Linked DNA regions of Homo sapiens: regions 2 and 3 are each linked to region 1. A link is a contact called in ENCODE Hi-C data. All regions are on one chromosome and are shown on one strand. The core of a region is the stretch at or near the end of the contact, and the rest is flanking DNA. Distances in the headings are between cores, read along the strand shown.

The links. A loop is a pair of places that touch in the nucleus more often than their neighbours do. Pooled maps may share reads with other maps.
Region 2: a pooled map shows a loop between it and region 1 (29-fold over the local background). The contact joins the promoter of SEPTIN7 here to the promoter of FKBP14 in region 1. A Hi-C loop is called at or near these places in 2 of 37 single-sample maps with no recorded cell type and 8 of 50 pooled maps.
Region 3: a map of naive thymus-derived CD4-positive, alpha-beta T cell shows a loop between it and region 1 (14-fold over the local background). The contact joins the promoter of DPY19L1 here to the promoter of FKBP14 in region 1. A Hi-C loop is called at or near these places in 1 of 168 maps with a recorded cell type or tissue (naive thymus-derived CD4-positive, alpha-beta T cell), 1 of 37 single-sample maps with no recorded cell type and 8 of 50 pooled maps.

The regions. Positions count from the first base shown.
Region 1 is chr7:30,024,029-30,028,171 of GRCh38, forward strand. It overlaps FKBP14 (FKBP prolyl isomerase 14), which reads right to left and starts at 2,674. Exons shown (of 4, transcript NM_017946.4): 1 at 2,284-2,674. The coding sequence starts at 2,480. FKBP14-AS1 (FKBP14 antisense RNA 1) reads left to right here. Exons shown (of 3, transcript NR_187577.1): 3 at 1,359-3,213. RefSeq lists an enhancer at 2,930-3,079.
Region 2 is chr7:35,798,895-35,803,037 of GRCh38, forward strand. It overlaps SEPTIN7 (septin 7), which reads left to right and starts at 2,163. Exons shown (of 14, transcript NM_001788.6): 1 at 2,163-2,376. The coding sequence starts at 2,316. It overlaps SEPTIN7-DT (SEPTIN7 divergent transcript), which reads right to left and starts at 1,731. Exons shown (of 5, transcript NR_120512.1): 1 at 1,596-1,731. RefSeq lists enhancers at 1,395-1,454, 1,577-2,200, 1,815-2,204 and silencers at 2,355-2,594, 2,625-3,074.
Region 3 is chr7:35,035,617-35,039,759 of GRCh38, forward strand. It overlaps DPY19L1 (dpy-19 like C-mannosyltransferase 1), which reads right to left and starts at 1,869. Exons shown (of 22, transcript NM_001366673.1): 1 at 1,481-1,869. The coding sequence starts at 1,778. LOC105375228 (a long non-coding RNA gene) reads left to right here and starts at 1,170. Exons shown (of 3, transcript XR_001745162.3): 1 at 1,170-1,305. RefSeq lists silencers at 1,559-1,728, 1,759-2,428 and an enhancer at 2,479-2,708.

The DNA.
Region 1 (4,143 bases), core at 1,424-3,923:
ACATACAGGGAGGCTTAAGGGCTGAGTAATGCCTGATCCCTACCTAGCTCCCTTTCAGTGCAATAAGGAAAATATTCTATTCAAGGATATCTTGTAGGTGAGAAAAAGAAGTCACTGTACTACGCTTCATGAGTACCATGGTTACTAAATCTGGGTAATGCCATTTTTTCCTGTAATTTTGCCCAATGATCAAAGTAACAAAATGCCAACTGTAGAAAATTTGGGAAGGCTAGAAATGAAAAAAGAAGCAGGAAACATTCTACTACTCATCACTGACTACAATTTTAGCACAGTTCTTCTTAGGGCTAAGCAATTTATCCCATAGGCTATGGTTCTAGAGATGGCAAACGTGCTTACAAACTGATCATTTGATGGTATTTCTTTTTCTTCAGAGCGGAGTCTCGCTCTGTTGCCCAGGCTGGAGTGCAGCGGCGCAATCTTGGCTCACTGCAGCCTCCGCCTCCTGGGTTCAAGCGATTCTCCTGCCTCAGCCTCCTGAGTAGCTGGGATTACAGGTGCCCACCACGCCCAGATAACTTTTGTATTTTTAGTAGAGACGGGGTTTCACCATGTTGGCCAGGATGGTCTCAAACTCCTGACCTCGCGATCTGCCTGCCTCGGCCTCCCAAAGTGCTGGGATTACAGGCGTGAGCCACCACGCCCAGCCAATTTGATGGTATTTCTTCATGAAGTTTACAGTTAGCAGCTTCTGACCATTTACATGGAGGCTGCATGATAACAGTCCCCTCATCAGGTATTAGAACTTAGTAGCAAACTGCTAAATAATATTCCATGGCTACCACCAAAGTCAGCACAGGTTTTTGGTTCAGAAATCTGAAAGAAGTCAGGCTGAGTCTAAAAGAGATCAGACTAAAAATAACAATATAACTGAATTTTCAAAATGCAAATCACATCATTTAATATCCACCGTGGCACTCACCTAGTTGACAAGAAGAAAGGGCTGTTGAGAATTCTAAGGCAAGCCATTTTTCTGGAACTTTTTCCCAGGGCTAACAGTTTAGAGAAGAGCCCCATTCATTTCCCCAACCCTCAAGACAGACCAGGTCTGAATGCCCAGTAAAGGCAGTTTATTAGAAAATCAGGTGGAGGATGGGCTATGAAGATTTACTGTTTTAATTCATGTTATTCCCTCTACCTACAACATCCTTCCCTACTTTCCCCCTGGAAACCTCCACCCATCTTCCAAGGTTCATTTCAATTATGGTCTCTGGGAAGTCTTTCCCTTTCCCCACCCCATGGAGCCTAACTACTTCAGGCCCAGTTACGCTTTGCTAGCACTTTGAATATTCTGTACCCTATATCATTGCATTATTTACTTGTCTTTCTCCCACCTGTAGATGGTGTATACTGTTAGAGGACAAGAACCTGCTTCTAGCCATCTTTGCGTCTCCAGGACCTGACTTGTGACCATTCAATAAGAGTTTGATAGATGGACAGACTAATGAATAGATGAAGATGATTAGAAGCCAAAATTTCTGAATCTTCCTAGCACCCAGAACATGGCTTAACATCAAGGAAATGCTCACTAAATACTGTCATAATGGAATGAATGGAACCGATGCCTAATTGAAAATCATTAGGCTGTAAACCATTTCCATGTTCCAATTTCTTCGTTTATAGAACAGAAATGATAGTGTAACCACCTGAAAATCCTTCACCTAGACTTCCAAAACCACACCCACCTCATCAATGAAGTCTGACTCTCTAGAAAGAAGCAAATGACTGAAATCATGGTCCTGTGCCTTGACCAAAATACCATTCGTCAGAACAAAAGAAGTAGGTCAGTGAAACGGCATTAGTATATCCTTCAACAGGCAAATAAGTGATAGTGTAGTTTGCTTTTGAAGTCGCTGTGAAAAGTTTTAGGTGAACATCACCTACACCACATTAAAAATGGAATCAAGTCATTTTCTTTAAGAAATGGAGTTTGAGATATGAGAATTCTTTTGGGCTTTTTCTACTTATTGGCCAATTATACACCCAGATATATTTCTGCAATATTTCAAAGATTCTAGTTCTAATTTGTATAATAAAAAAAATTAACAGCCTTTTCCAGACCACATGTTTCCAACAAGACCTTCAAAGGCCTCGCTCGCTATATAAAACTGGCTTTAAACAATTTCCTTTCCCAAAGAAGGAAATAAGATATTTCGGTTTTGTAAAAGAGGCAAAACCAGGTACAGGCCACCTTTCCTGCTGGAGAGCTGGCATAAGTGAGTGGATTCTTAATTACTATTTTACCTGCGGGGCATAATTACTTACGTGGAGTGAAATAAGGAGCCGTCCTTTTCTAAGTAGCCTTCATAGTGGACCAACATCAAATCCCCTCCTTTGGTCTTGCGATGGCAGATGAATGGCTTCTGGAGAACTTCAATTTTCACTTCTGGTTCAGGGATCAAAGCCCCAATCAAAGAAGTGACGAACAGAGTCAAGACCGCGTTCCACAAGAAAAGCCTCATGTTGCTGAAGCAAGGAAAGAAGTCCCTACAAAAGCAGCGAAAGGTCCCTCGACTTCATAGATTTAAGAACGTAGTTCAAGGCTTACGGACAAGGGCTTCAGACAAGTTCAGGACTCCCCCTTCTTAGAAGACGTGGCACATTTACCACCAACTCTTTTCTCAAGGGTCACGAACCTACCTTTAAAGAGTTAAGCCCAAATGCCGGCCTGACTGGCTCTTATAACGCGGCCGCCTGGGAATAGCAGCCTCCCATTGGCTATTGGTGCTGTCCTTCAGGCAGCTCTCAAGCCAATGACGCTGCAACGATGGAATTTACAGCCCGGTAGAGCCGGGCAGCTGCCAAGCGGCGGATCATCCCTTGTGGTCCTAGAGCCCGGTGGATTTCAGCATTCAACCAGCGTGGATTTTGGGAGAGGGGCGGGGCGCAGAGCCAACCGGAAACTCCTCCGGCTGATTTATCTCTGTGAAGAACCCTGCTGAGAGACGTAGGAAGAGTCCCGGGGCCCTATGAAATCTTCGGGGTTCCAGGAAAGACTCGTTTACTCTCGCCGTTGGAGAGCGGCCCCCCAAGATGCCACAATCCTAGGATTTTGCTATTGCTTATAAACTGTAAAGACTGACATACTGCTTGAGGGTTCACAAAGCGCGTTCCCGTTGCATGAACCTCACTACACCCAGTAAGGCAGGTTCTTTTTTCCCATTTAAAAGAGAAGTAAATTTACACCAGGAGATATTAACTGTCCTGCTTAAGGTTGTTTGGCCCCGAAGCAAATGAGCTCTGCCTTCAAACCAGGTCTGATTCATTCCACAGCACCACGTCATGTTATGGCTGCTAATAATTTATCCCTTAAGTTACCTTACAGGGTAAATAATGAGTTTCGACTTGCAGACTTCCGCTTTAAAGAAGAAATGGTAATCATGGTTACGAATTACACAGCCTCATCGTAGTTTACATTTTCTAGTTTTACATTTTTTGCCTAAGTTCAAAAGTAATGCATGTTCATTGAAGTCATTTTGGAAGAAATTGGAAAGCACTAAAGTAAGATTTCCAGATAATATTGGGGAGTCGAATCAAGTTGGAATTTCAGATACATAACGAATAATGGTTTTGCATTTTTATTTACTAAATCAGGCAACTTTAAAGAAAAAGAAAGCTCGCCGATACCACCACCAGCCGCAAACAATCCTCTTAATATTTTGGTGCATGCTTCTGTGACATATACTTAAAGCGATTTAAATCGTATTGTAGTCTTTTCTCACCTCCTCTTTCCACTTAATCTGTAGTTAACATTTTTTCTGGTCTAATAACCTTAACACAGTGCATATCCGCACTCTATGTGCATAGGAATCCCCCTGAAGATCTTGTTTAAAATGCAGATTTTGATCTGGAGGTCTGGGGTGGGTGCAAGATTCTGCATTTCTAACAAGCTCTTAGGTGATGTCAGTGCTCCGGGTCAGTAGATCAACACTTCCATAGTGAGACCTTAGAGTCTGGACAACATCTGTTTACACTGGCCTCATAGTATTCTACCCTGAAATTCCAATAATCTCTTTACGCCCTGTTATTGGTTACCTCAAGTGTGTGAGATCAATTAGGCAGCTTTGGAACAAGAATAGGGACTAGAACTCAGGAGGTATCGTGAGAGGTCACGTAGACCCTCAA
Region 2 (4,143 bases), core at 913-3,412, 5.8 Mb after region 1:
CATACCCATTAAGAGATCTTCCTCAAAGAAATATTATCAATAGAGATGGGAGGCAAAGATTTACTTCCTTTAGACTATTAGGTTATATTAATATAAGTATTTGCTTTAATTTTATATTTTAAAATAATCTATATTTAGGTAATATTTACTAAGCATTGACTAAGCACCGTGTTCATGTATTAGTCTATTTAACTCTTATCAAAATCCTGTTAGATAAGTATTATCTCCGTTTATAGATGAGGAAACTGGATCACAGGAAAGTTTAAGTAACTTGTTCTTGGTTGCAAGCCTAATAAATGGAGAGCTGGGATTTGAACTCAGGCAGTCTGACTCCGGAGGCTATATACATTTACCCTCCTTGGTACACTGCTTTTTTTCAAAAATAGAAATTCAACAAAATTTCCCAAAGTAAAAGTTCATTTGAAGTTTCAGAAACTTAAAACAATGATTGAACAGATAAGTTGCAACAGACTTCATAAGCAGTTCAGTAAAAATGTAGACTTACGAAATGGCATATATCAAGATACAAAATAAGTTGCTTCTATAAGTTTCTTTTCTTAAAAAAAATTACTTGGAAATATTTCAAGTATATAGAACAGTAAAGGAAATAATTACAAGTGAACACCCATGTGCCCTCTACTTAGCTTAATGTTTTGCCACATTTTCAAGATATTTCTGGTAGAAAACAAACGTTATAGATACAAATGAACCCTTCTTGTTACATTCCCTTCTGTTCATCTCTGGAAGCAACCAGTATTCTGAATTTGGTATCTATCATTTCCTTATACAATTTTTAGTTTGATCTTACTTTTTTGTAATTATTAAACTTTTATTTATGGTATGTCATATATATCTTTCCGCAACCTGTCTTTTCATTTCTTCCTCAATATTAGGTTAATGACTCTATCCATATGAAAAATGGTAGCTTTAGTTCACTGATTTTTTGGTTCGTGTTGTATGTCAATTTGTTCAACAATGACACTTATTCATCCATTCTCCTATTAGTAGACATTTATTGTTTCACTAATATAAGCTATTTTGCTCTGAACTTTCTTGCACGTGCCTATAACTTAAAAATACACATACTTTTTTAAAACATGCAGTTAAACAGGAACATACACATTTCTTTAACATGTAGTTAAACAGGAAAAGTAACACATGTGCATGAAGAATACAACCAAGAGAGCCATCACGTTCAAGAAAAGACCACAGGTTATTCCGAGTGAAGTAAGGCTTTCACTAGAAGGCACTTGGGGAACGTTCCAATGACAGCGACATTCATCGCTACAGTAGAAACTCACACAATCGCAGCCCTTTATTAGTATTTTGTTACCCAGTAGTTCCTGTGTCCATTCATTTCCTCAACTGGAGTGTGAGCTCCAAGAGGACCGAACCGGGCACCGACAAGGTGAGCCAATATGAATGTGGCGAGTCCGCAATGGGGGCTACAGCGGCCGACCTCTGGGGCTGTGCCAGGCCACTAGAGTGTGATGGCGCGAGGGAAGGGTCGGGGAAACAGGGCCTAACCTCACTTTTCACCCCGAAAGTCAAGATAGCCACGGAAACAGGGATGAATGGGGAGCACAGACACCTGCCTCGAAGTGTCTCTTCACTTTCACTCACAAAGCCGTCGGGTCAGTAACCAGAAGCCGAGGGGCGGATGCGGCCCCCGCCCTGTGGCACTTTCTCAGTCTGGTTCTTCCAGCCGCGCCTCTTTGCCTTACGCCAATTCCGTAAGGAGGCGCTGAGGCCAACTGGCCGGCTCCCGCAGCTCCAAAACTTGACGTGAAATTGCGCGGGGCAGAGCTGACTGCGGCCATCTTTAATTCGGGCAAGACCCCACCCTCGCACCCCACCCACTAGTCCTTTTCAGCGTTCCCAGGATTTTCTCCAACAAATGTAACGCGGTTAACCTTAGAAGCAGTGTTGAAGAAACACGCAAAGAGGCCTGAGTATCCATGACCTCAGTGGTGCGAAACCCGGCCAACTTAAACATGGCGGCTAAACCCGAACAGCAAAACGTTGCTGACGCCAATGAAGTCATGCTCGAAATGGAGCGAGGCGGCGGAGCTGGGGAGGCGGTAATCTCGCGAGATGGAAGCCAGCCTCCGCTAGGCCCGGAAGCCTCGTCTGAGGGGGCGGGGGACGGAGGAGGGAGCGGGAGTCGAGCGAGAGCCTGTGGAGGAGTCCGCCTGCTGTAGCGTGCGTAAGCAAGGCAGCTACGCCGGGCGGCTACGCTGCGGAATCGGCGTAGGCGCCTTTGGAGAATCGGCGGGCTGCGCTCCGCTGGGGCTGGTCGCGGAGGGGGGGAGGGGATGTCGGTCAGTGCGAGATCCGCTGCTGCTGAGGAGAGGAGCGTCAACAGCAGCACCATGGGTGAGTCTCAGCTTCGGGTGCCGCGACTTGGGGTCAGCGGCTCCGAATGCCGGGAAGCTCTGCGGCCGCTGGACCGAGCTAGGGAACGCCCTGAGGCGAGGCGGAGGCAGCGGCGAGGGGAGCCGGGATGGGGGCCACTGCGGGCCCGGGGCGCGGCAGCGGCGGGCTCGGGGGGAGGGGAGGCGGCGGCGGTGACAGTTTGAATTGAACGTGAGGAGAGCCGAGGCGGCGGCATTTCCTGTGCCGCGGCGGGCTGGCCCCCGGCGCAGAGCCGCGGCCTCCGCGGCCGGAGCAGCCTGAGCGTGGTGGTCTCAGCCCTGCCCTTGCTTCTCTCCGTCCCTTCGCCTTTCCTCAGTCTCCTCCCGGGCCCGCCGGCTTCCGCGGCCCCGCTTCCTCCTGTCCCCGGCCGCATCCCCGTCGGCAGAAGTCCCCTCGTGGGGCAGTGGGCCTGGCTAGGAGGGTGGGGACGAGTGTGAACGCTCGGGCGAGGGTGCTGTGTGGGCCAACCCGGGCGGGCGGCGGCGGGGAGGGAGGAAGAAGGATGCACCAGGCTGAGGCTGTGGTGGAGGCGGCGGCGGCGGCTGCAGCCGCAGCTCCAGTCACCGCGTCGCCTCCCCGCTCCTCCTCCCGCCTCTCGGGGTTGCCTCTCTCCAGGCGCAGCCCGGAAGGCCGGTGGATGGCGGGCGAGTCTTGAGAACGGAGGGAGAATCGGTAGTTTGGTTTGGAATTTGGGCTTAATTTTTAGGAGTAAGGGAAAGAGAACGCCTGGGAAGGGCGCCCCCCGGAGGAGATAGAAAGGGTGGGAAGGGTCCTTGGAAAAGGGAGGGAGCGGAGATGTGGAGTGGCGAAGTTTAGGGAAATTAATTTTTGAAAATATTTCAATATTCTCAGTTATTCTCTTAACGAGCCCTTTCATTTCCTTTCCTCCCCCACATGTTGGAAAAAGAACAGGCCATTTCATTTACATTTTCCACTCCTGAGTTCCATTTCAGCTGTGTGTATAGTAAGAAATAAGCAACCGAGATTTTTCTAGGACATTTCCATTTGCTGAGTTACTTTTGAAGAGTACACTGTTTCAAATTTGGGTTTTTACAGTCCTAGGAAAGAATTTGTGACGTCCAGGTGTTTTCTTAGTTACTGAAATAATAACTTACTACATTTCTTGAGTTTATTGCTAAATAGTTCAGCTTTAAGAATTCTTTCTTCTGGCTTTTTTATTTTGATGAAAGGAAAAAATATCTTTGTTAGTGCCCCTGAGAATGTAAATGAACAGATCATCTAAATTACTAAGCATCTAACCTGTTTTACATATTTATGCACATGCAGGTGATGAGTATAGTCAGTTTTTCCCCCTAAAGTTTATGTGCAGACATGGGGAGGAGAGTATTTTAGACTTAAAAGTGTACAGGTAGGGATGAAATTTATGGAATCCTGATAGACTGAAGGGGGGATATAAACAATGACCAAGTCAGCTATTGCTGCTTGGATTCTTTATTTCTTCAGACTGCAAGGGAATGAGTAAGGGGTGGTTGGGTGGTGATGGGGGGGTGGTACGGTCGTGGCGGGAGAGCAGTAAACAATCTTTCATCTCATTCAGCTGTTCAGTGGGTGGGACTAAAGGAGATAAGAGTTGAGTGAAGCTATGAAATAAATGTGGAAGCTACATAGGTGATTTGCATGGTAGCATTGTCTTATTCTATGATGGGACAACATGATGGAACCAGGTCTTCATAACACAGTTATTAAAAATACATATTTTACCACATC
Region 3 (4,143 bases), core at 619-3,118, 5.0 Mb after region 1:
CTACAATGTGTCAAGTGCTCTAAACACAAAGTATCTTCCCATGTATCACCCACACCTTTTAGTTATGATCCTTAACAGATCCTGTGGATCCCTGTGGAGTAAATTCGCCATGTGATAACCCCCCACTAGCAGAGAACGAAAGACTCACAAAGGAACCTGAAACTTAAACCAAACTGAACCGCTGTGTACTAGATCTGAAGGCTCTGCCTCATCCACTGTATCGTGCTGCCTCCCCAAGGTGAGCTTTTCTAACCTGCATACTAGCCAGCTTTTCAAGCTTGCTACTGAGATAAAAAAAAAGGGGGCGGGGGGAAATGTGCTGGAAACAGACAAACAAACAAACAAAGAAAAACAAACTTGGTTTTTCTAGGCTTGAATCGGCAATGGGGGGAAAAAAAGTACCCTAGGAACAACCTTCTTGAGCCCATTAAAACATACAGAGATGACTGGCTTTTTATGACTGAGTGGCTTTTATTTGTGGCTGTGATCTCAGGGGAAGCCAATTTGCTGTGTCCTATTCCTTGACTTATACTGGACCCCAACTCCTGGCTAAGGGAACTTTGAGTCACCAAGGGAATCTGAAAATATACTAAGGGATAAATCAACAGTAATTAAATAGTTCAGTAGCGAAAAGCCCACTGAGGCATATAGAAAAAAGCAATGTAACAGCATTTCACTAGTTGACTTAGAAAAATTAGGCCTGTTATCCAAACTGCTACAACTTGCCTTATCAAAATTCAACCAGGAAACAGAGGAAACCTGAAGTCAGTCCGAAACATACGAATGCGTCAACTTTGTTTTTTTTTTTCAGCACATCATTACACATCATCCATTTGGTAAATGGCAGAGGGAGGGGAGGAGAGCCCTCCTCACCAAAGGTTCCAAGGGCAGCAGGGAGGATTAAGGCTCGGGCGCCCCAAACACAACACAACCTAGAAAGTGACGTGTCGAGGGGAATCACAAATAAAGTGCCACCAGCGGCGTTTGCGGCCAGGAAGAAAAAAGTACGCTAAAATTTAATTATAAGTTTAAGCAACTCTCTACGACATGGAACGTGCGTTTGCTTTGAGCTCCACGGAATCGTTTCCAAGCCAAAGCAAACCATCCTGGCGGTCAGAGGCCGAGATAACGGGAAGGCGGCCAGTCGTACCAATCAGCAGCGCTCAAGTCTCGTTAGCGCAGACCTGCTGCCCGCGGCCAGGCCGGGCAGCTGTTGATCCCCGGGCCATTCTTTTAAAGCCCAGGCAGAGCGCGGGTGGGAAGCGTGCGAGGAGAGCTGAGCCAGGGAGTTGCGGGGAGGAGAAGGTAAGAATGTCCCAGAGAAAAAGTCGGAGAGGGCTGCAAACTGGCTGGTCCGGCTGGCGGGGCTCGGCGCGGCGGAAGCGGGAGGAGAGGGGAAGGAAGGGGAGGGGAGGGGAGGGGAGGGGGCCAGCGCCTCAAAGTTCCGCGTCCCGGCGGCGCCGGCGCTAGGGCTGCTCACCTAACAGGAGCGTGGTCCAGGTCCGGCCGCGCCCCGCGCGCCGCAGGCCCAGCGCCCAGCGCAGCCGGGCGGCCAGGCGCCCCCCAAGGCCGCCCCCGGCGGGCGGCGCGCCGGGCTCGGCGCGGGGCCCCTTCCTGCCCGCGGCGCCCTTGCGCCCCGGGGACAGGGGCGCGCGCTCGGGCCCCGGCTCCCCGGCGCCGACGTCCGACGCCCCCCTCAGCGGCGACTGTGAGGCGCGGGGTGGCTGGGGCGGCTTGGGAGCCGCCTCCCGGTGCTTGTTCCGCGCCTGCAGGACCATCTTGGCATAGTCGCGCCCGCTCGCTGCGCGCGCCCGGACGGCGGCCAGAGAACGGCGGGCTGGCTGGGCGGCTGGGCGCAGCTCACTCTCCAGCGGGCGGGCGGGCGGAGGGTGGAGGGCGGGCTCGTCCCTCCCCGCGGGCCGGGAGGCGGGGAGATCGTGGAGGCCGGGCGGCTGCTGCCTGGCTGGCAGTACCGCCGGGAGGCGGCGCCGGACTTGCTAGCCCGCCGCCGTTGCCGCCGCTCCGGTTGTCACGGCGACCGCGGAACGCCGGGGGGCGGGGGCGGGGACACCCTGCGAGCGGCCGCGGCCCCGCCCCCGCCGCCCCTCTGCGCCGGACGCGCGCTCCAGGCCGGCCAGCGCGCACGCGCGGACTTCCGGCGCAGGCGGGGCCCGACCCCTCTGGCGCCCGGCTACCCACACCTCTTCGGCGCCCGCGCGGGGCTCGGCCGGTGCGAGGACGCGGGGGCGGACGGCCTTCCGGAGGCGGCCGCCCTTCCATTGTGGGAGTGATGGGGCCGAAGGAAGAGCCCTCTCGGGATCGGGGCGCTGATTCAAGTTTCGGAGCCTGTTAAGGCTGCGCTTGGAGCCCGCGCAGGCGAGACGCGGCGGGGCAGGGAGAAGGCGCCCGGAGCGGCCACTTAGGGGCGCTGTGCGTGCGCCCTGGGCGCCTGGTCGGCCCCACCGATGTGAAGCGCGCGGGTGGCAATCAAGTCACCGTCTCCGTTTACTCCCCGCAGTGTGGTCGCGCAACTTGGAGCGCAGCCCCTCACTCACCGACAAGAAGAACGGGTGCGACCCGATTTAAGATAGTAACAGAGTATTAAAATAGCAGCCTGGAATCTCATGGGGAGCTGATAAGGGACGAGGCACAAGTGTAAACTGAAGACCAGGGTAGGAGCCAGGCTGAAGGTGATAGGATGGATTGGCTGGAGCAGGAAAGATCATCAATAAGTACATTCAGTTTGTTACACTTGCTGTAACCTTGTTGCTTAATAGGAAGCAGGAAAACTTGGCGTTGATAAGATAGGAGATTTTAGTCGAAAATATGTTTTCTTTTACATAGCAGAATGCACGAGTAAATTAAACCCGGGAAAATTTAGAAACCCAGGTAGATCCCAATTCTCCCTCCACCCCTGCATTCTTTGCACACAGTCTTACAACAGCATGGATTACAACTGGGAGGTTCCTTTCCTGGCCGTGCCCAGTGGCTTGTTCCAAAAAGTTGTCTTTAAGTCCCAATGTTGTAAATCAAGGCCCATCGTTCTGCTTATCTCTATTGTAATTCCAGGGACTTCACGTGGCTTTCTCGCTCTTTGTTTCTTTGCCCAGTGATTTCTTTACTAATACCAGCATTCGTTCATTGTTAGCCTTTTTAAGAGACAGTGGATTATTTTGTAAAGGGAGGGTGTTTGCCATGCTAATTAATACTCCCTCATACCCTGTCTAGTTTATGAATTTGGATTTTCCAATGTCTTTATTGGAGCAAAGAACAACTATTTTTATACACTGGTTTAAAAAATAATGGTTGAAAGTAGGATGCAGAAGGCTTGGATTCTGAAACATTGTGTCAGCTGAACTCAATGCTACCTCTGGGATTAATGTTGAATGTATTCAGTTAAAAGAAAGCTAATTCAATGCCTATTAAAGATAATACGAATAACTGGCCGGGCACCGTGGCTCACGCCTGTAATCCCAACACTCTGGGAGGCCGAGGCGGGCAGATCACGAGGCCAAGAGTTCAAGACCAGCCTGGCCAAGATGGTGAACCTCTGTTTCTAATAAAAATACAAAAATTAGCCAGGCGTGGTAGCAGGCGCCTGTAGTCCCAGCTACTTGGGAGGCTGAGGCAGAAGAATCGCCTGAACCCGGGAGGCGGAGGTTGCAGTGAGCTGAGATACGCCACTGCACTCCAGCCTGGGCGACAGAGCGAGACTCCATCTCAAAAAAATAAATAAATAAAAATAATACAAATGATGGATTTTTTTTAATGATTAGAAAGACGCATGGAAAAAGAGGTTCAACATTTGAATTATTAGATTGCTGTGTGTCTACTTTATGTGATAGGCCCTGAATTCAGGAACTGCCTCCCTTAAGCTGGTACCGTTTGTACCAGGAAAACACTTGTTGAATGAGTGAGTGAATGAATGCAGTTCCACAAGTGCTTGTCAGTTCCCCTTCTCGGCTTGGCAACCATGCGGAGAGGGGCAGTGTGAGGTATTAGTTTTTTGGTTTTTTTGTTTTGTTTGTTTTTTTCTTAAACACGGTCAATTTAGATCCAGTTTGCAGCCACTACATTGACCCATACCAGCCTTGACCAAGGTATTATACCTCTTTGAGTCTGGATTTCTTCATTCTTAAAATG